Regions from separate parts of the Homo sapiens genome. Here region 1 is linked to region 2. A link is an interaction called in ENCODE POLR2A ChIA-PET data of the cell type or tissue named here. Cell type or tissue: GM12878. All regions are shown on one strand.

Region 1 (8,000 bases), 260 kb before region 2:
CTCATTCATGAGGACACCCTTCATAACCTAATCACCTTAAAGGCTCCACCTCCAAATATCATCACATTGGGAATTAGGTTTCAACATAAGAATTTTGAGGGGACGCAGATATTCAGTTGATTGTAACATCTTTAAGTTACTGCACTTTACCTTCAAATAGTATTAAACCATTTCATGTATAATGTAAGAATTTTATAAACCACGTCTTTCCAGTTCCTTTGACCCATCCTTTTTGCTATTGTTGTCATACATTTTACTTTTACATGGTTCCAAACTCCGTAATAAATTATATTTGCTTTATACAATTTATTTTTTATATTTTACAGTCTGAATATCTTCATACAGTTTTTTTTAAAGCATTAAATCTACCTTCATTTTTTACCATTTCCGGCACTGTTCATTTATTTTTGTGATCTGCATTTTTGTTTGATTTCATACTTCTGCCAAAAGAACTTCCTTATAACAGTGTCAGTGAGCCGAAATGAATTTTTTCAGCTTTTGTTTGGAAGTCTTTATTTTGCCTTTATTTTTGAGAGATATTTTCACTGCACAGGTTTTTTTTTCTTTCAGTATTTTAAGATGTCACTCCATTGCCTTCTGGCTTGCATAGTTTTTGAAAAGTCCACTGTAATTCTTACCTTTATTCCTTTATATATAATCTGCTTTCTCTGGCTGCCTTCAAGATGTTCTTTTTTTTGATTTTTAGCCCTTTCACTGTAATTAATATGGGGATGTGGATTTTTACTTTATTCTGCTTGGTGTTCTCTGAAATTCTTGCATATTTGGGTTGATGTCTTGCATTATTTTTTTGAAGATTCTTGACTGTTACTTCAGATTTTCCCTCTGCCCCATTCCTTTTTTTTCTCCTTCTGGGACTTTAATTGCATTTATCATCACACAGTTCTTGGATGATCTGTTTTGTTTTTGTTTTGCTCTTTGTGAATGTGCCAGTCTCTGTTTGGAAATTTCTGTTACTCTACCCTCAAAATTCTCTGAGCCTTTCCCTAGTTGTGTCTAGTTTAATGATGAGCCCATCTGAGGAATTTTAAAAATCTTTAATCATGTTTAATGTTTTTTATTTCTATCGTTTATATTTGTCTCTTTCTTTAGTTTTCACATTTCTGTTGAAATTCTCCATCTCTTTATGCAAGCAAGTTGTCCACTTTTTTTCTGCTAGACCCTTTAACATATTAAGCATGGTTATTTTAATTTTTTTTTTCTGATAGTTCTAACACCTGAGTCTTCTCTTGGGTTTTGTTGATTATTTTATCTCTTGGCAGTAAGTTTTCCTTTCTTTTCTATGTCTTATAATTGTTGCCTGAGACCAGATATCTGTGTAGAAGAATGGTAGACGTTGAGTTAAATAGTACTTGTACTTGTGAATGGACAAGCATCTTTTTTCTCAGGCCGTTCTTGTGGGGATTGAGTCTGTCTGTCAGTAATGTGGATTTTTTTAAAATTTATGTCTTTATCTTCAGTATACCACAAACTTTACATTCCTCCAGCAGTGGGCTCCTGTTAATTTGTGCTTGGAGAGGGTGCGGTAGGATTTTTTTGTTTTTTCATCTCTTTAGATTTTAGTTGTCTCTGCCCACCTTTTTACACATGGGGATTTCTCGTCCCTTCTCTGTCAGTAGACTGTGTTTGCTTGTTATTCAGTGGTATGCTTTTGGTAGAGGCAAGGAGTTTTCTCTGTTGTGTTGGTCCAGCCTTAGTCTTATGCAGACCCTCGAACTTAGGGTGGGCTGTTTCAGTGTTTCTTCCCTCAGCCAGACTAGTCTTGTGTATCTGTAGTTACTTTTGGGTGAGAGTTTCGCGCCTCTTCTCCAGGTGTAGCAGACCTCTACATGGTATCTGTATAGGATCCTGGGCCCAAGGTAGTTTCCTATACCTCTCCCAGAGTTCAAGGGATTTGCTTCTACTTTTCCTCCAGCAGCAGAACATCTTTGCCTATGTACTGGGTAAGGGTTTCCTATCCCTTCCTAGAGGCACCAGGGTTTTGTTTCCATTCTTCCCCCAGAAGCAGTGAATCTTTGCCAGAGTCCTATGGGTGACAGGTTTTGCTGCCTTTACTGCAAACTTGTTTTTTTGCTTTGTAAAATCTATGGAAGGTTGGTGGGCTTTGTCTCCTCACTGCCTGTCACTGTCAATCACTTTCTTCCTGTTTATGCCACTAGGGGAGACTTTCTTGGGTCTCCTTTCCTACCCCTATTTTTTCTTAGGAACACATGGTAAAGACCTATGGAGAAGAGCTTAAGAGTGTGTGGGAACTTCTCGTGTCTGGGGTTCTTGTTGCTCTAAAGTGACAGCCCCACGCTTGGCCTTTAAAATTTTAGCTAATTTCTTTTTAACTGCTTGGATGGTGGCCATCTCTTTTTCCTGTGCTCTGCCAAAGGTGATTTAGTTGTGTGTCCAGTTTCTCATTGAATAGCCTTGCTCCTCTTAGGAATGTGGTTTGGTTGCCTTGCAACCTGAGCTCTCTGATGTGGCTTAAAAATAGGTTTTTTTTGTTTATTTTTTTTAAAGCTTACCTAGGGTTTTCTCTTTGGGAGAGAGCATCATTCTTTGTAGCTGTTTACATCCCAAGCATAAGTTTTAAATTTCTGCTTTGGTAATAGATGGTCTTGAATTTATATTCTGTAGTCATCTTTTAAAAACGTTTAAAATTCCAATATTGTGCCTGAGGGAGATAAGTTTTATTATAGGCATTCTTGTTAGACTACTGAATTTTATATTAAACAATAAAGCAGATATTATGTCAAAATATGATCCCAGAAGGTACCATTCTAAGTAATGGCTAAATGCAGTTGGACCTCTTCTCTCCCAAATACTAGCCATTTGGGAACAAACCAAGATAATTTGAGAATGGGTTTTGGAGCATTTAATTGAGAAGAAATGGACTTTGGGGCATATTCTGTAAGAATTGGGGTACAGTCCTACCTATTCATGAACAAATTTCTTTTTCACAGACTCTGCAGGTTTCCAAGGGCATTTTCCTGCTACCCACCTTGGGTGTTCTTCCCTGCTACAATGAAGAATTTAGATGTTCTTCCCAGCTCCCTGTAGCCAGTATCTTTCCATGTGGTTTTCTTTTTTACAGATTGTGGTGAGAACCTAATAGGGTTCTATATGTTTTTTTGTAATAGAGCAGTGAATGTTTTTTTAAAGCATTTTTTAAACTAATTAATAAGTGGTAATACATGTGTCTTGCAGACCATTTGGACTTTGCAGAAAAGTAAAGAGAAGAAAATAGTCATCATCTTTAATTTCATGTAGAGTAACTTCTTACATTTTGCATTCTGGCTTATTTCCAAGAATAAATAAATAAAATAAGTACCACAATTAAAGTCATAATATGTATCATAATATGCCAATTTTATATTTGGAATTTAATATTTAACATTACATTACAGGCATCTTCCTGTATCAATAAAAGTCATAAGCACTTAAAATGCTACATATATTACATTTTATGAAATCCTCTAGAAATTATTTTCCAGTAACAGCTTCCCCTCATAGCATTCATAATTTGAAAGTCAGAAAGATTTAAATTTTAAGCTGATTAAAAAGTTTATTCCATTTGTAATTGTTTTGCAAAGCATAAAGATGTTTAGATTTCTAATTCTGTTTTTAAATTTGGGTTATGTTTTTTGGATTTTATTGACCTTATGGCTTTTCTTCTTTAATTCCAGAATTCCATACGACATAATCTGTCATTGAACAAATGTTTCCTTAAAGTGCCTCGATCTAAGGATGACCCTGGAAAGGTAGGATTCATCTTCTTAAAACAGTTGAATTCTTCAGTATGTCACTTGTCATGTTTGAATTAAGAACTTTTCCAGTTCATTGAATAGGAACCTCTGCAAAATAGTAAGTCCTCCCCCACCCTGCTCTAAAGCTTGTTAGAGAGTTTTAAGCTGTGGGAACCTAACTAGTGTATAGCTGTTGCACACCACAGTGCTGTTGTACTTTGCTGTTTCTAATCTAATCTTTGGTTGAAGTATTGTGTATTAAATTAAATTTGGTGATTGAGCTGCTTGTCAGGAACCATAATTCATTATTACATATAAGGGGTGCATCTCTGTGTAACTGGCAAAAAGTGGAAGTATTCTTACACTGGAATAAAACAGTTTCTCTGTTATTAGCCCATTTCTGAGTGTAATCAAGAAGAGTATTCTGTACTTGACTCTTCTTATCTCCTGACACCACTGCATTTTTCACGTTTTTAGCGTTTTTTCTATGGTGACTCCTCCCTTTTTTTGTTGTTTTAATAGCTAGTCAACTATAGTGTGACCTGAACTTGGTCCTAGTTGCTTGGTCTCTGAAACTTAAGAGTACTTGGTTGTACTGTATTTGGTTGTCAAGGTAAGTTACTAGATTAGGACTTTGAGACAGTGTATTTATTGGGAAGCACGATGCTTGTTTAGGTGGCTAGACTTCTTATATTTGTTTTTAGGCTAACTGATTTTGGAAGAATCTTTCTAAAATGTAACCCTGGTCATGTAAGCACCTTGCTTAAAAGTATTCCTTAGTGTCCAGGAGGTGTTTACTTTCTCTTCTTGTAAAATATTCTTTACTGTTTTTTTCTCAATCTGCCTTTCTAGCTATAATTCACCTCATTCAAGACTCATCATGAAGAACTACTTGAAGTTTTCCAAACATGCTATTCATATGGTCTTCTGTACAAATTTCCTTGCTTTACTTGTCTAGACTGCTTCTTATCTTTCAGTATTGAGCTGCAACATGACTTCTCTGAGGCTTTTTTGTTTCCCCATACTTCAGCTGAATTTGTTGCTCCCTCTTTTGAGTTCTTTTTATTTTGTAGCGACCGTCATCATTGTAGTAGCTCCTAATTGGACTCTCAATGGCTGGGCTCGATCCCTCCAGTTTATATTAACTTTCACATAGTAGGCAGCAATCTTCAAAAAAAAAAAAAAAAAAAAAAAAAAAAGTTAACCTACTCATATGGTCTCTTTTTTTCAAGCTCTTTGTTAGTTATCTACTGCCCTTAAAATCTAAATTTATGCAAGTAGGGTTCATGTGTATCTTGTTCACTGTTTAGACCCAGTTGCTTGCACAGTGGCTGATGGCACTGAGGAGACACCCTTGTTGAATGAATGAATATACTGTATCCTCTGTTAGACTGTTAACTTCTTGAAGTTAGAGATGAAGAGTTATTCGTTTCTATCTTTAGGCAGTTTTTCTGAAGTAATGAACATTTTATAGCACTTTTTATCATCTGTCTGCTCCGTCAAGTTGGTTCTCAGTAAGATTGAACAGATTATTATAATAGTCTTGTAAGAAATTGTTTCTCTATGTTTTTAACTTTGAGATTCTGAATAGGAATTGGTGCACCTTTTCCTTTAAAGGAAAGGAGGCTTATTACAAAAAGATAATTAGATTTTAAAAATAAATTCTTTATCACATTTCCTATAGGCAATGAGTATATATGAATCAGACTGAAAAATATTTTTAAGAGACTTCAGAGATTATTTACTAGAGTCCTGTGAAGTTACTATTTGGGTTCTGTAAACATTTTGGTTCTGATTGGATTTTTAAATGAATTTGAAATAATTAAAAAAAATTAAAAATCAGTACACATGAATGCTTAATTCTATCATGTACTTGATTTTAACCAATTGGAGACTCTTAAAAATGTGTCATGTCAGGTATTTTTCTTTTGTGTAGAAGTTTAAGCTTTTGTTCATCTTTAATATATGGGGTAAGACAGATATGGAAAACATGTTACTCTTTGCAACTCTTCTTTTTGAATCAGGATTCTCAATGTGCAACTAAAACAAAATACAGAAATAAATTGAGTCCTGAGAGGCTAATGAGAGCTTTCATCTTTTACCAGTAGTTTTCAGTTTTAAGGTTTTGTATGTATTAAAACACCTCATTCTTATTGATTTTGGTCATAATAAGTAAATATCATACATTTGATTTTATAAAGTACATTTGTAGTAGTAATTTTTCTTTTCAGTCTCAAAGTGAGGTTTATTTTATTTGTTTGTTTATTTGTTTGTTAATTTTGAGACGGAGTCTCACTCTGTTGCCCAGGCTGGAGTGCAGTGGTGCAGTCTCAGCTCACTGCAGCCTCCGTCTCCCGGGTTTAAGCAATTCTCCTGCCTCAGCCTCCTGAGTAGCTGGGACTACCGGTGTACATCATCATGCCTGGCTAACTTTTGTATTTTTAGTAGAGATGGGGTTTCACCATCTTGGCCAAGCTGGTGTCAAACTCCTGACCTCAAGTGATAGGACCACCTCGGCCTCCCAAAGTGCTGGGATTACAGGCGTGAGCTGCCGCACCTGGCCACAAAGCGAGGTTTAAATACATTTTTCTCTTTGATTTTGGTCAGACATAGATGTAAATTTGGTCTTATAAAATACATTTATGTGAATAAAGTCATTTTTATTTTTGATTTCAAAATGAGATTTTGTTTTTTAAGAAAACACAAAATTCCACTGCTTTAAAAAAGCTTTGAAGACTTCAGCTCAAGCCCATTTCATAAAAGAAGAAACTAAGGCCAGTAGATGAGGAACAGCTTGCTCAGGTTCATTGTGGAATTAGAACCCAGGCATATTCGCCAGACATACTTGTCAGTCACAGAAACTCAATACAAACTAACTTAAAGGGAAAAGTACTTAAGGAAGAACTGGAGCCAGGTTCTTAAATTATATCACCAGGAATGTCTCTTCATCCATTAGTTGTGCTAACTTCTCTGATAGCTTCATTTTCAGTCCAATTAGTGGCAAGTATGTCTTTCAGCAGCTTCTGGTTTATATTCCACCAGCTGAGTAACACTTAACAGAGAGAGTAGGCCTGGTGTTCACCCCGTCACCCCCCAAATCACCTGGAATTACAGAAAAAGTCTTAGAATGAATGTTGAACAAGCAAAGCACAGTTGGTTTCTTAGTTCTTAGATTAGTACTTTTTCCATGATATCAGTCTTCCTTGAGAGGGAGACCAAAATGTTAGTTAAGTTTTGGTACTTATGAATTGTTGTTTCTTTTTGTATTACAGTGTTTCCTGACATTTGAGGAGCTTTTCCAAAACCACCCTCACCACAGTGGGAGAAAACCATTGAGCGAAGTTGGGGTGGGAGTAGATTTTGGTCTTGGGTATGGGACGGACTTTATAACCCCTTAGGATTTTGCTAGCTGCTGCCATGACTTAGGTCAAGAGGTAGAAGTAGCTCGTATAGCATCTTCTCTGTATTTTCACGATACAGCTTTCTGTTCATTGTATTACCAGAGAGGTGTGAAGAACAACCTAATCTTGAAGTGTATTGTTGAATCATAGATGTTTTTATGTGGCTATCTATTCCTTACTTAATCCTTCATTTTCAAGAAGATTGTGTCGTAAAAGCCCTTAAAATTTGGTACCCTTTATGTACATTGGTGGTCTGAGATTCATTTTTCTCACCTCTTTACAACTAATTTCAAGCAGCTATGTTACCACTTTATTAAAAAAAACACACACACACACAAAATGAAATTCAGTTTTGCATCCACTTTGCTGCTTTTTTGGGGACAGATTTGTTTTTCTTTTCTCTTGATTATACCCTTTTTACCCTGTCTATACATTCTGCAGTCTATCTCCATTTTTTAAATCCCGTCTTTTGTCTCTTCTCTTTTCATTAGTTCTGTTTTCTCTATATTTGTCTTTTTTTTTTTAAATTCTTTGGGTTATAAGTCTTATTGTGTAATTCATACATGTGTCTTAATTATCTTAAAGGTAAATATTTACATCAGGGAAAAGCAGATTACTGGCTAAATATAGTTTAAAAAATATAATTTTCTTTCTCTGCTTTTCAGCTTAACCTTTTCTCAATTTTGTTTCCCTTTCTTCAGTTCAGAGAAATGATCTTTGACTTGAAAGGAACTAAAGGATTATAGGGCTTAGTTTCAACAGTTATCTAAACTTAGTAGCAGTGGGCTCTAATAGAACTGAGAAAATAGCTAAGAAGTTTAAAACCACATGAAGGCCACCTGACTAT
Region 2 (8,000 bases):
TAAATGAGAACAGATCCAGATCAAGACACATTATGATGAATTTCAATACTCTGGGAATGAAGTTACACACTGGCTAAGTAGCTCTTTCCTTTCTAAGATGTGTATAGAGCAATTTGAATTCTAAGAATGGTTTTCCAAACTTATGAATGATTTGCTAAGGGACATCCAAAAGTATGAAATTGGGGCAAGGAAGCAATGCAGAATAATATCTGATGTAGACCCAGCAGACAAAAAGGAAATCCTGTGGGTAGAGCCAGAGGGTAAAAAGGAAAGTCATCTCCCACTAGGAAGGAAATACATTTAAATGCCTTAGTTTCCTTTGAAGGTGGTGGAGTTCCAGATGTACCTGCCTGCTCCCTACCTGTGTGTACCAAAGAGAAGAATAAAAGCTCTCAGCAACAGGGGAAACGACATTATTCACAAAGAAATAGGAAGTAGATTCACATATTACTTCAGTAATCGATACAATAGATACCAGTAGACAATGGCATAATGCTTTCAAAGTTTTAAGGGAAAGTAAACTAATAATTCTATACTCACGTTTTCTGAAATTCAGAGGTCGGGCATCACCAGCGTTGGTAAATTTATCAGCTTAATAATGACAAATAATAACAGGATTCCTGATTCTTCTGTTATTTTGCAGCGTCTCCTTAGCTTGTTGGCTTTGTGCTCAGGCTAGCTCCTCTATGGTGACAAGATATCCACGGTAGTTCTAGGAACCACAGTCAGAAATAACAGTCTGCAGAGGAAAATGGGAATGCCTTTTATTCAGAACTCCTGGAAGACTTATTTACCAAATTTTAACGTGTCTATTCCTAAACCAATCACTGTAAGGGTAATAGGTAGACCACTGCCTGTGGACACACGGACAAGGAGAATACCTGTACAAAGGAAGATGTTATTATGAAAAGTATTGGGGTGGGAGTAGATGAATGTTGTGACAGCCAGTAGTGTCTGCTGTACCAGCCATGTGAACAATTAAGTGTGTGAGTAAAATCAACATTTTCAGACATGTAAGAATTCAGGAAGTTTACTTCCCATATAGCCTTTCCAAAAAAAGAACAACTATTAAAGGATATCTCCAGCCAAACAACAAATGATCAAGAAATGGTTAAAATGTTGGATCCAACAAACTATGATAACCCAGTAGGGCAATGAAAAGAAATCCCAGTATAACAATTGTGGAGCCGATTTAGAAAGCAGCTGCCAACAATCAGAAGAAGCCACAGTGTCTTCAAAGAGAAAGTGATTCCATTACAGAAACTGTGTAGCTGAGAACTAATAATGGCTTTATCGTATGATGCTGCATATGCCTTTCCTTTTCTTTTTTTCTTCTTGGGAACTCTGGGAAAAATACAAAGTCATAATCCACATACAAAGGAAACAAAAATGTGTCTTGGTTCTCAGCAGTTGGTGGAGAGAAGGAACAGAGAGTCCACTTGATCTTCACACTTGAAACATTATTCTTCAAGTGGCACAGATTTCATGTGACAGGATCACATTTTGTTCTTTTGGGTTCAGTCAGACTTCTTGGTTCTGTACATTCCATCATATTTTCAGTGCTGTTTACTAGTTTTTATGTTTTAGAGTCAATTTAAAAACAAAGCATGGAAAATACAATAACAGAATATGATGTAAATTTATCAATCACATTTGGAGTCTAGGAGATGAAGTGGAAGGAATATAGGTGAGTCTTCGTGGGAGGTTTTAAAAGGGATACAGCAAGAAATAAAGATGTAAGTGCATTCGAGTTATGAAGGAATCCATCAGAAGAACTAAAGGGAGAAACAGATATGTTACCTCTAGAGCATGGACTGTCATGGGGGTGGAGTCAGAGTAAGACATCTCTACTCTTCCGTACTCATTTTTTTAAGCAAATGAATGTATTACTTTTGCGATAACCATTTTAGTACAAATATTGGCATATTATGGAGTAGAATACTGAGTAGTAAGCATTGGCACCGACAAAGCTGAGAAGCCCCAGTGGAAGTGCCATGTATTTCTGGTGAACAGTGTGCACTTGCACCTGTGTCAGTGTCTTCTCCCATCACCCAGACGCCTCTGCTGTCATCACAAGCCTCCCCATCACTCACATGTTGCTATCACACTGGAACTCAGCTTTGTCAGAAGACTTGCCCCTAAGTGAGGGTGAAGTTTCAGAGATGGCAAAAAGCCAGTTACCCTTGAAAATCCTTAAATTGCCCATCAAATACTCTACCTGCAGCACTAGAGACTGTGCTGCCTTCAATAAGCTTGGTAAAGCTGGTGTTCCCCCATTCAATTGTTGTTTCTTGCATTCACAAGCCACATGCTACCAAACCAAACTGAACCAACCGAACAAAAATGTCTTAATCTCTAGAATCCCACTCAAGATGTCAAAATGCTCACACTTGAAGAGAACTGCAGTGAGCCTCATGAAGGACTGGGGTATTCACATCCCTACCTCACGGTCACTCGAGGGCATGTGCTTTTGCAATGAAATGGTACATGCAATTGATCAGGCTCTCTCTCTGCTGTGGTGGAGATGGGGGTAAGCAGAGGGCATAGACCCAAGTCCATGTAAGTTGAATACTTGACTGACTCAGCTCTATTGTATTTCATAATTGTGCTTATTACTCAGAAAAACTCAGATTAGGCAGAAGCTTCTGTACACGTGGAAACACATATAGTCCAATGCTGAGAGTACTCATCAGAAGTTAGCCTAAGTTATGCTGCCTTCCTTCCCACTCCCTGCTGTGACCTTTGGTAAATCATAGAACTTCCTCTCTCTCAGTCTCAGTTTATCTTTCTCTAAATAGGAAATAAGTCGATAACATTTGGCTAGTACGGTCATTCTCAAATTGTGATCTAGGGGTCCCTGGGGGTCTCTGAGAAACCCATTCAGGGATCCATGAGGTCAAAAATACTTTTATAATAATACTAAGATGCAATTTGCCTTTTCCATTTTCATTCTCACGGGTGTACAGTGAAGCTTTACAGAGGTCACAGGACCTATGACATTGCAACAAACTTAATGCAGGGGCAGATTTTAGGATCCAGTTGTCTTCTATTAAGCCAGACATTAAAGAGACTCACTAAAGTGTGAAACAGCACCACTCTTTTCACAGTTTTTTTTTTTTTTTTTTGGCTTTGGAAAGTATAGTTATTTTTCATAAAATATGTTACTTATGTTAACATGTAATGAGGTTATTGACAATGAACTAATAAATATTTTAGTAATTTTTGTTTTACTTTCTGATATGGCAAATAATATAGATATTACCCCATAAACAAAGGCTCTTTGGGGTCTGCAGTAATTTTTAAGAATGTAAGGAGGTCCTGAGACCAGAGAGTTTCAGAACCGCTGCTCTGGTGCTTTGCAGTTAGCAGGGTACTTTCCCACACCTTATTTCATTGGTTCCTCTCGTCCCTGTCTCTTTCCTTGTCTCTTTCAGCCTCCCCCCACCCTCCACCCCTCACACCAACACATGCAACACATGCACACTGAAAGACACACCTGTAGTTTTTAGCTTGGTCTTCTGTCATATCTTGGTTTCCAAGTTTTGCTTCATATGGTTTTATCATCTGGAGGAAATGGGGAAGATTGCATGAAAACATCTAGCAATGATCCAACGATCTTTTCTAATGGTCAGCATTCATTTTTAACTTGTCGTGACCTTAAAGCTATCTGTGTAGAACTGTTTTATAGAAAAATATCTGGAACTGGAAATTCCCAGGAAAATCATAAAAAAGAAACTAGTTATGAAAGACTGGAGACCTTACTTCTAAACCACTCTCACTGAACCAGCCAAGAAGAGATTATCAGCTTTTGGCACAATTCTACATTTCTCACTTTAAGCTAGAAGCAAAAGTATTAAATTTTAGTTACCTCTAATAGTTGTGCAATTTTTAAACATGGTTGAAGGCTTTATTTGAAAGAAAGTATTGTCAGATGAGTAGTGCATTCAACTGATAGCAAAGATTTCTACAAGCAGCATCTTCACTAGTGATTCATAGTGCAATTCCAGCAACTTACTCTTTCCTGAATGTTGGTTGCAAAACAAGGTTATCAACCATTCAGATATCTTCAGAAAGATGCAGCATGGGAACCAACACTGGGGTCCTCCATGGGCGATGGAAACTTCTCTCCAGTTTATAAAGGTAGCCCCCCATCGTTTGAGCCTTTACAAAATAAATGAAGGCTGTGCACCCAAAGGTTTATCCTGGAATTTGCCTGACTCATTTATTCATTATATATATCTGTGTAGATATATATACACATAGACATATATATATACACATATGTGTGTATATATATACACATGTGTGTGTCATATATATGTATATGTGCATGTATACATATATATGTATGTGTGCGTGCGTGTGTCTGTGTGTGTACACCTACTATGTGCTGGGCATTACAGACTGCCATGACAGCAACTTGCTTTCCACTTGAGAGACATACAGAAAGCCCTGTACATTAGTAAGTGAATTATATAGATCTTTAGAAGGGCAAAATACTTTGGGAACAGTGAGCAAGGTAAGGGGAATCAGGGATACAGGGTAGCCTTGCTGAGATGATGACATTTAAGCCAAGCCCTGTATGGGGTAGGGTGGAGGGGGCAGTGCTCCCATCAGCGGGAATGGCCAGGGCAAAGTCCCTAAGGTGGAGTGTCCAGGACAGCAAGGAGGCCAGCGTGGGGATTTCCTGTCCCCTCTGAAACAGATATTGACCGTTCGAAGCAAAGGATTTAGAACTAGGCGACAGACATATTTACAGCAAACTCTAATATTTGAAACACATCTGTTAGGAGCTATTTTGCTTACTAAATGAGTTGCTGTAGCAGTCATCAAGATCACAATGGTGACTTGAAACACAGACTGCCAGGCTTCACCCCCAGAGTTTCTAAGTCAGTAGGTCCAGGGTGGAGCTTGAGGATTTGCAGCTCTAATGGGTTCACAGGTGATGCTGCTGCTGCTGCTTTGGTTACCATACTTTGAGAACCACTGCTCAATAGGTGATAGGATTTTCCTAATAGTTCCATGGTGTATTTTTAGGTATAATGTATTGACAACTTGCTTGGGAACATATCTTTATATAAGTAACTTACATTCCTGAAGAGTTCATGTGATCATACAGTATGGAGCTCAAGCGGTCGGCAGTTCTGACCCTTTGCCTTCCAAGCAACCATTCTGGCCCCATGATGCAATAGTAACTCAGAGAGGTTGCAGCTGCCCACGTCACCTAGTTGTTAGGTTTTTGGAAAGACGGTGATATACAAAAGTAATGAAAAAAAGCTCCCCTTTCTTCCTTATTTCTAGAACCACTGGATGTGCAAACATAATTAAATCTTGCTTTTTTATTAAAATAGGGAGGATACATTTTGCCCTTGACTGAGAAAATCAGAAGTCATGAGCCCCTGCTGTCTTTGCCACATATTAAGGCTTAGAATGCCTACAGTGGATGGATGTGGGCTCTACCTGTTTTGAACATGTGTGCTTCTGATTTCTTCCTGAGCTCTCTGATTTGCTTCCTTGATTTGTTTTCCTCTCCTCTTTCCTCCTGGGTCATGCCTGGGGCCTGCTCCACCACCTGGTTGGTGTCCACTTTGCAAAGGCGGACTTGCTGGGAGAGGTGGCAGTGAGGTTGTGTCCTCCTTTCCTTACTTGGCAGTTGCAGTGTGGAGGGGTGACCTACAACATGAGATGCCTTGTCACTCTGCCCGGATTTAGTACCTAACCTGAGACATTTGCATTGATTTGTTCCTTTTTTTGGTGGCAAAATTTGTGAGACAGAAAAACGACACATTTAACAGCAGCTTAATTTAACTAAAAATCTCAAGCTTATGTCTCCCCCAGAGGCATGTCCGAGGTTTTTTCTCTTTACTGTACTCTTGAGGTGACGAGAGTGCCTTTTTTTTTTTTTTGCCCTAAAAAGACATTTGCCTATTGACTTGGCCCCTTTACCTCCCTGCACCTTATAATCCTTGTCAGCAGCACAGGAAATGTGATCCTTCTTTAGAAAGGAGACCTCTGGAGGTTCTTGAACTCAATGGCCTGGTTTGCTGCCAATCTGGGCAGCCTCATGGGAGGGGCATGATTTCAGGATCTGTGCCAGGAAGGAGTGCCTGGGGGACTTGCTCCCAAGGTGGTTTGTCTTCTGTCGCCACTGTTCTCCCTTCTGGCTCTGTCAGTCGACTTCGATGTGCACGGACAAGGACCTCTTTGCTGAGTAAAGGACAGGGTGCTTTGGAAAACAGCTCAGAAACAACAGGGGCTCATTTATATTATGTTTTATTCTTTTGTATGATATTGTTTTTGAGAAGTCAGCTTTTTAGGTGGGGCACGTTGGCTCACGCCTGTAATCCCAGCACTTTGGGAGGCAGAGGAGGGTGGATCACCTGAGGTCAGGAGTTCGAGACCAGCCTGGCCAACATGATGAAACCTCATCTCTACTAAAAATACAAAAATTAGCTGAGCGTGGTGGTGCACACCTGCATTCCCAGCTACTCAGGAGGCTGAGACAAGAAGAATCGCTTGAACCTGGGAGGTGGAGGTTACAGTGAGCCGAGATTGTGCCACTGTACTCCAGCCTGGGCAACAGAGCAAGACTTCATCTCAAAAATTAAAAAAAAAGAAAAAAGAGAAGTCAGCTTTAAATATTAATTTCTAGATATTTAAAAATATTAGTTAGCAGTTAGAACAAAAAAAACCCAGAAATCTCTAAAAGATAATACTGAATGATGCTAATAAACTCACAGTCTCATATTAGGATTTGAATAAATGTATTTCTTGTCCTTACTGTCCAGCTACCATGTGCGGGTAAAATGCCAGAACCCTTTATTCTCAGGACCTTTCCCCCAGTGGAAAGGGGACACCTCTCAAAGCTCCATCTGCTGTATGAGCATGTGGGCAGGGTGGGAGGGGGAACCTGGAGCCAGAATGATGTCTGGATGTTTCCCTTTTGGGCTACTGACTTGTACAGGAGAGTGGAACCCCAGGGGTCCATCTGACTGGCCCTTGGAGGCAGTTCCCATATCTGGAGTCCCCTAAGCCATGGCAGGCCCCACTGGATCTGCTGATGGAATTGGCTGGGGCCTGGCATCTATATCTTAAAAGCACCCCTGAGTGATTCTAAGGGGCAGCCAAGGTTGAGAACAAAGTGTTCATGGGGAACCCTACTACCTTTGAGTCTGGTTTTTGAAGATCTCTGTCAGAGCCAGTCCTGATCTTTCCTGGCACCTGGACAGGTACAGGGATTTCCCAGCAACCGAGGTGTCATGTGGGCAGATGGGTGAAACTCCCTGAGTGGTGTTGTTTGCACTCTTTCGCGACTGACACAGCCAGCAGGAGTCTGTGTCTGTGAGAGGCCAGGGAAGGTGAGAAGGTCCTGCCCGTTCCCTTGGTTGCTGGGCCATCTGGGTCCCTGTCACTGGGGCCTCTGTTCTGAAGGTATCTGCTGATAGAAGCTGCAGTGGGTGGCAGAGGAGGAGGAGGTAATTTGGTCCCATCTTGGTATGATGTCCTCTGCGTCAGCGAGTCATTGTCAGACAGTTGCTAATTGTCACATTGTGTGTCTGATGATTCTCCTTTATTTTATTTTATTATTTTATTTTTTAAAAATAAAGACCTACCGTTTCTAAAGAGAACTGGCAGTCAATCAGAAAAGTGTGAGTTAAAAGCTTGTGGAAAGGGGGATTTGGGGCTACTTTTAGTGATTACAGGCAGGGGCATTGGTGCCCACCAATCAGAACAAGTGCAGGACATATGCTGGAATGGGGGCTTGGGTGTCCCCTGCCAGGCCCGGGCTACCCCCCAGTTGATGGATCATGGGGAATGTTTGGGGTTCCTGAGAGTGGGGTCAGGGCAGGGTGGGGGTAGTGGTGAGATACCCCGGAGACTTAGGCAGTGACTGTTTATCAAGTAGTACAAAATATTTCAATATTTTACCAAGCAGTATGTCTGTACAGGTGTATACCATCTAGATACCAGGGCTGCTTGTAAAAGATGCCAAAAATTCT

Evidence for each region. Peaks named below come from ENCODE experiments on the same cell type or tissue, not always from the same donor. Only the 100,000 strongest peaks of a DNase experiment are listed, where the experiment ranks them.
Region 1: POLR2A ChIA-PET joins it to region 2 with 7 read pairs; 2 of 35 experiments call an interaction of 5 or more read pairs at or near these places.

The regions. Positions count from the first base shown.
Region 1 is chr1:42,260,882-42,268,881 of GRCh38, reverse strand. It overlaps FOXJ3 (forkhead box J3), which reads left to right. Exons shown (of 13, transcript NM_014947.5): 4 at 3,693-3,767. Among named protein-coding and RNA genes, the nearest start is that of FOXJ3, 70 kb to the left of the region's middle. In GM12878, no CTCF peak of the experiment used is centred here; a DNase peak (open chromatin) is centred at 7,931; H3K4me3 peaks cover 452 bases; H3K27ac peaks cover 541 bases.
Region 2 is chr1:42,001,693-42,009,692 of GRCh38, reverse strand. It overlaps a transcript of HIVEP3 not described here. Among named protein-coding and RNA genes, the nearest start is that of HIVEP3, 87 kb to the right of the region's middle. RefSeq lists an enhancer at 7,205-7,284. In GM12878, no CTCF peak of the experiment used is centred here; a DNase peak (open chromatin) is centred at 3,445; H3K4me3 peaks cover 645 bases; H3K27ac peaks cover 3,550 bases.